2 separate regions of the Homo sapiens genome follow, and region 1 is linked to region 2. Evidence: read pairs that join two places in POLR2A ChIA-PET (ENCODE). Cell type or tissue: HepG2. All regions are shown on one strand. Each heading gives the region's core, and the rest is flanking DNA. Links, peaks and the distances in the headings are about the cores only. Region 1 overlaps KANSL3 (KAT8 regulatory NSL complex subunit 3). Region 2 overlaps ARID5A (AT-rich interaction domain 5A).

What was found. ChIA-PET counts read pairs that join two places held together with the same protein. Peaks named below come from ENCODE experiments on the same cell type or tissue, not always from the same donor. Only the 100,000 strongest peaks of a DNase experiment are listed, where the experiment ranks them.
Region 1: POLR2A ChIA-PET joins it to region 2 with 8 read pairs; 5 of 35 experiments call an interaction of 5 or more read pairs at or near these places.

What each region holds. Positions count from the first base shown.
Region 1 is chr2:96,600,062-96,604,438 of GRCh38, forward strand. KANSL3 (KAT8 regulatory NSL complex subunit 3) reads right to left here. Exons shown (of 21, transcript NM_001115016.3): 17 at 4,189-4,319; 18 at 2,692-2,801; 19 at 2,055-2,277; 20 at 1,582-1,715. Among named protein-coding and RNA genes, the nearest start is that of KANSL3, 36 kb to the right of the region's middle. In HepG2, for the core only: CTCF peaks have their summits at 2,675 (motif pointing right) and 4,228 (motif pointing right); DNase peaks (open chromatin) are centred at 1,920 and 4,260.
Region 2 is chr2:96,547,897-96,552,273 of GRCh38, forward strand. It overlaps ARID5A (AT-rich interaction domain 5A), which reads left to right. Exons shown (of 7, transcript NM_212481.3): 3 at 1,425-1,563; 4 at 1,857-1,909; 5 at 2,292-2,389; 6 at 2,678-2,837; 7 at 3,203-4,377. Among named protein-coding and RNA genes, the nearest start is that of ARID5A, 13 kb to the left of the region's middle. RefSeq lists an enhancer at 4,060-4,119. In HepG2, for the core only: a CTCF peak has its summit at 2,260 (motif pointing right); DNase peaks (open chromatin) are centred at 2,315 and 2,995; H3K4me3 peaks cover 917 bases.

The DNA.
Region 1 (4,377 bases), core at 267-4,266, 52 kb after region 2:
CTACCTAACAGAAGGTGGTGAAATACATCTTCATACATCTACTCAGTGAAATACTAGCCAGCCTCTGAAAAGACACAGACAGGGAAACGTGTCACGACATGATTTATAAAAAAAGGCAAGTTACAAAACAGTCCATACTCTGTAATCCCATATTTGTACAAAATAAATAAAATAACATACTTTGTGTAGAAAAAAAAATTTGAATGGATCCATATCAGGCTATTAACAGTGAACATCATCTCTAGGAGTAGCATCATGGGAAACTTTCCCTTTCTAAATTAATTATTTCTATAATGTTTGAATTATTTAAAATAAGCATAATCATTTTTATAATTGAAAAAATAAGAAATAAGATAAAATTAAAACATTTCCATCCCTCTGCAAAAAAAGGTAGCTATGATCCCAACGAATGTCAGGTGTTGACCTCTGTGCAGTATTTTCCCTAAAGAGGAAGAGACAGAAGAGCTTTTAGAATGGCTCAGGAACTATCACTGCACCTCCAGTTCACAAGCAGGTTGACATGGTGGAAAGGACAGGGAGACACAGGAAGGCCTTGGCTGTATAGCGGATACTGAAGGAAAGCACACTCAGTACTAGACTCAAACTGTTTTTTGGCTTAACTTCTAATCTTTGAGTGGCTCCTCAGATTACCATTTTAAGATTAGAAATATTTGACTTGAAAAGGTCACAGGGGAAATTAGATCAGCTAAGAGAAACTAATCATGACTTCCTGGGTGAGACCTATAAAAACCTAGCTGTGCCCTAAAAAGACAGCAATAAATGCTAAGATATGGGAAGGCACAGTGCTAGAAAGCCAATGTCAAAGAAAGAGTATTATACTTGGGGGCCGAGGCGGGAGGACCACTTAAACCTTGGAGTTCAAGGCCAGCTTGGGCAACATAGTGAGATATCTCTGTCTCCATGTCCTTAAAAACAAAGAAAGGGCCAGGAGCGGTGGCTCACACCTGTAATCCCAGCACTTTCAGAGGCCGAGACAAGTAGATCACTTGAGGTCAGGAGTACGAGGCCAGCCTGGTCAACACAGTGAAACCCTGTTGTAGCCGGGCATGGTGGCGGGCGCCTGTAATCCCAGTTACTTGGGAGGCTGAGGCAGGAGAATTGCTTGAACCGGGGAGGTGGAGGTTGCAGGGAGCCGAGATCACACCCCTGCACTCCAGCTTGGGCGATAGAGCAAGACTCCATCTCAAAAAATAAAAATAAAAACAAAGAAAGAGCATTAGCCAAGTAGCCTCTACTCATAACCTCTGAAGGATGAAACCAAGGATGAGAAAAAAATGAAACGAAAGGAAAAGTAAACAAAAACATTAAATACTAGACACTGCTACCCACTTGAACATATGTACTCTTCACAATATCAAGGGAGGGATGTAGAAGAGGAAGCTCAAAGATGTCCATGATTCGCTCAATATTATAAAGCCACAAACTCCAGAATACAGATTTGAATTTGAATCTGAATCTCGTCTGTCCAGTGCATGGGCAGCCCCTTCAATCAGCCAGTCAGCTGGTCTTAAACTTCCCAATAATGAAGCCCATGTCCTCAGTCCTTCCTGGCAGACTCACCTGTGAGCTGGAGGGCAGCACCTGGGAAGAGGACTCCTCGGATGGGGCTGCTCCTGAGCCCATAGGGCTCAGTGTAGTGATCCTGCTCGGCTGGCCACGAAGTGTCAGAGTAATGGTGGTGGGGACCTTCAAGCCTGAGATAAAGAGAGAGAAGCAGAATTTTTGAGTCACACTCTCCACCTTCTACTGAGGCTTTCCTTTCCTGGAGAGCTTCTCCCCCACATAACACAGTCCCTTGGCCTCCTCCCCAGCTGGGTCATCTATGCCCTATCAGTCAATCTGAAAGGCAACAGGAAACAGCCTGTGTTCTCTCAACCTCTCTGGGGGATGGGTCCACACAGCTGAATCCAAAGGTCAATGCCAGGACCCTGTGGGACTGGTTTCAACATCATACCTTGCCCACATGAGATGGGAAGGTCCTGGGGGAAAGATCCCAGATCTGGGAGTCCCCACAGTTCTCATGAGAGACTCACCTGATGCTTGGTTAGAGATCTGAGCCAGGCCAGGGAGGCTGCTTGCCAACTTAGCGAGGCCCCCATTGGTCAGCAGCTGGTGGATGGCTGTGGGCTTCCCACCAGGAGTGGCACCCAAGGAGGAGAGAGTGGTGGCCACAGGAATGGTACGGACAATGGTGCTGGTGCCCGTGGTGATGGCACCCAGGCTCTGCATGGGGGTGGGCAACTTCACACTGGTGGCCTGTGGGACACACAAGCCCAGGTGATCAGAAGCTGTCGCCCAACAGCAACATTCGAGCTTGGAGGGCCCACAGCATATTATTAAAGGCTAACATGTATTGAGTGCCTACTACATGCAAGGTACTCTTCCAGGCATTTTGCATATATTATTTCATTCTTATAACAACTCTATGAGGGAGGTACTATTATTACCTCATTTTATAGACAAAGAAACAAAAACAGAGTGGTCAAGAAACTTGCCCAAGGTCACACAGTAAATGATAGACCTTAACTTTTGTAAGTTCCCTGCTATGTAGCTAGAAGGCTGTTTGTCCTTGATCCACTGACTCCAGACCTAGTTTCCCTGCCAAAACCAACTAAGCTGAGGAGGCCTCCTCCCTACACCTGCCCAGCCCAGCAGATGGCAGATGTGCACCTGTGGGGCTGGTCCTGGGGAGGGATTTGCTGGAAGGCCAGAGGTCTTGCTGCTGATATCCTGCAAGCTGAAGCTGAGGCCTTGGAGGAGGCTGCTGGCTGATGTGGCCCCTAAGAGAGGACATAGCAGGAATCAGTAGAGACTCAATCACTTGCACTATCCCGAGAGCAGCCACATCCATCCACCCTCACCACCAACTAAAACACCAGTGGTGCTTGCCCTTGGACACCCGTCCTCAGAGAGAAGGCAGGAAGCTCTCCCCAACTAGGCACACACGCAATGGATGCCACACAGGAAAGGTACTGTGCCAGACACTGCCCCGGACTTGCTCTGCACCTGCTGCAAACCATCAGTCATACATTTTAGACCATTTTGAGAAATCCAAGTTTGTTCCTTTCTTTCCAGGGAAGAACTTTTTAAGCCAAAAGAATTATAAATATCCAACTTTCACTTCGCCTCACACAATCAAAGCAGTAAGGAAGTAGCCTCAAAGCAATAAGAAAGGTTCTCTTAAAGGAAAAGGGTTTATTTTATTTTATTTTTTTTTGAGACGGAGTTTCGCTCTCGTTGCCCAGGCTGGAGCGCAATGGCACAATCTCAGCTCACTGCAACCTCCACCTCCTGGGTTCAAGCGATTCTCCTGCCTCAGCCTACCAAGCAGCTGGGATTACAGGTGCCCACCACCACACCCGGCTAATTTTTTGTATTTTTAGTAGAAACGGGGTTTCACCATATTGGCCAGGCTGGTCTCAAACTCCTGACCTCAGGTGATCCACCCACCTCGGCCTCCCAAAGTGTTGGGATTACAGGTGTGAGTCACCATGCCTGGCCAGGAGAGGGTTTCTGCAATGCCTTGGCCCTGCTGGGCTCAGGCAACAGGCCTTTCAAAGTAGGGTTAGTGGGTAGGACAAAGAGAGAGACAAGCACAGACAGAAAAATGTCTCATTTTGCTAATGCCCAGTGTAGCACCATTTCCAGTTTTATTCAGGCAGATGTGCTTAAAACAGCAAAGTAAAACCACAGTCAGCTCTCAATTATCTGTGAGCTTCACAGCAGATTTGCAGATTCAAACAACCACGGATAGAAACCTGTGGATATAGAATTCCAACGGTATGACATAATTTCATATAAGGGACTTGAGCATCCATGGATTTTGGTAGTGGTGAGGGTCCTAGAACCAATCTCCTGTGGATAAGAAAGGCTGACTATACATATATGTCCTATCGGCTATTTCTCCTTACAGTAGAGGATACAGCACCTGTAGACTGGAACATTTACTCACTTGCAGACCAGGACATTTACTCACTGCATTTATTCAAGGCCAAGGAATCCCTCTGCCCAAGCTAATTCCAGCTTCACGTCAAGCCTCTATGATCACTCTAAGACCCAGAGGCCCATCCTATGGATTTAGCTCCAGGGATGCTTTCCCAGGACCACCCAGAAGCAGCAGACCAAAAATTCTGTGTTGGAAGGGGAGAATGCTGGGCCACAAGATACCTGGGAGGGAGCTGCCAGGAGATGTGGCCACCAGGCGGCTCTGCAGTGTGTGCAAGGCACTGGGTGCAGTGCTGCTGGAGACCACTGAAGGGACTGGGCTGGCTGAGACTCCACCTTCAGAAGAACTGGACCTGGAGACAAAGGAAGGAGCTCTGTTATCCAAAGGTCACAGGACAGCAAGCCCTAGCA
Region 2 (4,377 bases), core at 65-4,064:
AGCTTTTTCGGAGCACAGTCGGCCCCGGCTTTCATTCATTTTGGCCATTTGCTTTGGTGGCACAGTCTGGAAAAATATCCTGATTCATGCAGAAAAGTGGTTGCAAATGGTAGTTGTCTTTAGCAGCTTGCCAGGAATTCAGAATAGAGGCCTGGAGGAGCAGATTGACTTGAGCAGTTATGAGAGAGCCTTCCTTCTGAGGTCTGCACAGACCAGCCCCAGGGCCCCAGCATGTTATGATTTCATGGGTGATATGTGAGTTCCTATGTTGTTTCTTCTTAGAGGTCTTTAATACCTTAAAAACACTGAGCTATTACAGAAGCTATTTACAACTAACAAAAAAAGTAAAAACACTGAAATAAACTTGAATCAATTATTATTTTTTTTTTTAGACAGAGTCTCACTGTTACCCAGGCTGGAGTGCAGTGGCACAATCTTGGCTCACTGCAACCTCCAGCTCCTGGGTTCAAATGATTCTTCTGCCTCAGCCTCCCGAGTAGCTGGGATTACAGGCATGCACTACCAGGCCTGGCTAATTTTTGTATTTTTAGTAGAGATGGGATTTCCCCATGTTGGCCAGGCTGGTCTCAAACTCCTGACCTCAAGTGATCTCTCTGCCCACCTCGGCCTCCCAAAGTGCTGGGATTACAGGAGTGAGCCACCGTGCCCAGCTGGATCAAATATTTTTGGAACACATGGCTGTCTGCGCTGTCCTAGTCCAGATGGTTTATGTCCTGGAAGCTGTCTGTTCTCTGAGCAGGGTATGGGCCCTAGGCTCTCTGCCCCGAGCCACTCGCTGGATAAACGGCATCAGCAGAGATTGCCCCTCTGGGACCCGCAACCAAAAGTCCTGTGCCCCTGACAGCAGTGCGCAATTGAAGCCCAGAGCTTCACCTCCCTGTGCTCAGCACGGCAGGCTGGGGCCACACAGAGGCTCGGGGAACATGGGCCTCACAGAGTAACCCCAGGGCACCAGAAAGCACCAAGCACCTTTGTTCCTTCAGCTTTTCCCTCTGCGGTTATGGGGGAGTCCCAGGGACACTGAGCCTGCCCTCCTGGAGTTCCTAGTCTGGCGGAGGAGCTGACACAAATAGGACAAATCAAGAACAAGACAGAGAAGTGACCCTGGCCTGGAGAAGGCTGGGGACTGCTCTCGTGGCAGCCTCTGGAGCCAGCTGCTCTGGGGTACCCAGCCTCCGGGGAGGTCCTGGACTCTAGCTCCTGTCCTGGGGCGCTGAGAGCTGACACCTGTGTCTGCCGAACCCAGGAACAGTCACTCCCTCCCAGAACAGTGGCTAGGTGTTCTCTGGGAAACTGGGGTTGGGGTAGGTACCTTATTCCTCCTGCAGCCAGTGGTTTCTGCACATCCCCAGCAGCCAGCCACCAACTGGGGCCCATCCCAATGCCTCCTGTTCTCTCCCCAGGACTCCCCCGAGGCAGGCGGGGAGCGGGAGGAGGAGCAGGAGCGGGAGGAGGAGCAGGCCTTCCTGGTCAGCCTCTACAAGTTCATGAAGGAGCGACACACGCCCATCGAGAGGGTGCCCCATCTCGGCTTCAAGCAGAGTGCGTCCCTGGGGTGCAGGCAGGGAGGGGGGCCCAGCAGGGGACCCCGCCCAGGCAGGGCATCGGGCAGGCACTCCCACTCTGGGTGACCCAGGTTGCAGATAGAAAGGAGGCCTCCCTCCAGGCTGCCACTGGGCCAGGGGTGCACAGGGCACAGCCTGCCCGTCTATTGCAGTGGCCCTGGCTGGGTGTGTGCTGGTCTGTGCCTGGCCTGTCAGGGCACCAGGAAGGGGTGGCATGCTGTCCCCACCTCCCACAGAGACTGACGGCCAGCCTGCTCTTCTCTCCCCCAGTTAACCTGTGGAAGATCTACAAAGCAGTGGAGAAGCTGGGGGCCTATGAGCTGGTAAGGAAGGCACCTCCCAGTCCTTGCCAAACTGCATATCCCTGGGGTGAGCCTGCAGCGCTGTCCTTGCCTCTGGACAGAGGAAGAGCCAGGATCCCCAGTCCTACCCCTGCGTCCCTGCCTCCCTGCCTTCCCCGCTGGTACTCTGCTGCTCAAAGCAGCTTTTCAGCCTTCCCCATCTGTTCTGCCCGCCCCGTGTTGGGAAAACTGCTTGGGCCAGCAGTCCATGGCCCTAGGAGAGAGAATCGGCTGGCCGCTGCTGGAGCCGCAGAGCAGCTGCCAAACTGCAGTCCTTCGAGTCCCTGCGAGGGCGGCCGGAGCTGCAAGGACCCCGCCGCCAGGGGGCGCCCGCCGGCCGCGCCCTCACGAGGTGCCCTTGCAGGTGACCGGGCGCCGCCTCTGGAAGAACGTGTACGACGAGCTGGGGGGCAGCCCAGGCAGCACCAGCGCGGCCACGTGCACGCGCCGCCACTACGAGAGGTACGGCGGGGCGGGCCCGGGTGCTGGACGCCGCCTACCCTGCGGGGCTTTGGCCGACCTTGCCGGGAGGGCCGGGTGGACTCTGCCCGGAGCGGGCAGGGTATGCGCCGTCCTCAGAGCTGCGGGAGCCCAGGCTGGCTGGGCGCACTCACTGAGGGAGCTGAAGCTTTGGGACCAGGAGAGGGCCTTCCTCGGCGCCGGCGGGGAAGGGGGCTCAGAGGAGGCTACAGAGGCCCAGGGAGGGGATGGGCGCCGGCCTCCTGGGGGACATGCGTGGTTCCTCACCAGGCTGGTCCTGCCATACGTGCGGCACCTGAAGGGGGAGGATGACAAGCCGCTGCCCACCTCCAAGCCCAGGAAACAGTACAAGATGGCTAAGGAGAACAGGGGGGATGATGGGGCCACCGAGAGGCCGAAGAAGGCCAAGGAGGAGCGGCGCATGGACCAGGTAGGCCTGCGGCTGGCTGGGGCCACCCTGTCCCTTGCCTCTTGTAGCCCCCTACCCCACAACTCCCTGTGGCCGCGGAGCTGTCTGCTCAGAATACACAGAACCTGCACCCAGGGCGGGACTTGCAAGGTTCCAGGTTCTCCACAGATGGTTGTGCAAGTGGACTCTGAACTCCAGCCTGCGCCCACCCACCAGGCACCTGAGGCTGTGTCCACTCAGAGGACAGGGCACCTTTGGAAAATTCTGTACAGAGGACTGCAGGGGCTGGCGGGGGACCTGGGCAGGCCTGAAAGTGCCACCTCTTGCTCCTCAGGTCAGGATGTGGGGCTGAGGCAGTCCTGAGGCAAGACTTTCTCTCATTCCAGATGATGCCAGGAAAGACCAAAGCAGATGCTGCTGACCCAGCACCACTTCCCAGCCAGGAGCCCCCCAGGAACAGCACAGAACAGCAGGGCCTGGCCTCTGGGTCTTCTGTGTCCTTTGTGGGTGCCAGCGGCTGTCCTGAGGCCTACAAGCGGCTCCTATCCAGCTTCTACTGCAAGGGGACACACGGCATCATGTCACCACTGGCCAAAAAGAAGCTCCTGGCCCAGGTGAGCAAGGTGGAGGCCTTGCAGTGCCAGGAGGAGGGCTGCCGCCATGGGGCAGAGCCCCAGGCGTCCCCAGCTGTTCACCTCCCAGAGAGTCCCCAGAGCCCCAAAGGGCTGACTGAGAACTCCAGGCACCGGCTGACCCCTCAGGAGGGATTGCAGGCCCCAGGTGGCAGCCTCAGAGAGGAGGCGCAGGCAGGCCCCTGCCCGGCAGCCCCCATCTTCAAGGGCTGCTTCTACACCCACCCCACCGAGGTGCTGAAGCCTGTCAGCCAGCACCCCAGGGACTTCTTCTCTAGACTTAAAGATGGGGTGCTATTGGGGCCTCCTGGCAAAGAGGGGCTGTCAGTGAAAGAGCCCCAGCTGGTGTGGGGCGGAGACGCTAACCGCCCTTCTGCGTTCCATAAAGGTGGCTCCAGAAAGGGCATCCTCTACCCCAAGCCCAAAGCCTGCTGGGTGTCCCCCATGGCCAAGGTCCCAGCCGAGAGCCCCACGCTCCCGCCCACCTTCCCCAGTAGCCCAGGCCTGGGCAGCAAGCGCAGCCTGGAGGAAGAGGGTGCTGCCCACAGTGGGAAGAGACTGCGGGCCGTGTCTCCCTTTCTTAAGGAGGCGGATGCCAAGAAGTGTGGGGCCAAACCTGCAGGGTCCGGCCTGGTCTCCTGCCTTCTGGGCCCAGCCCTGGGGCCTGTGCCCCCAGAGGCCTACAGGGGCACCATGCTGCACTGCCCGCTGAACTTCACTGGCACCCCGGGCCCCTTGAAGGGCCAGGCTGCACTCCCCTTCAGCCCCCTGGTCATCCCGGCCTTCCCGGCCCACTTCCTGGCCACCGCAGGCCCCTCGCCCATGGCCGCTGGCCTGATGCACTTCCCCCCAACGTCCTTCGACAGTGCCCTCCGCCACAGACTTTGCCCGGCCTCATCTGCCTGGCACGCACCACCAGTCACAACCTA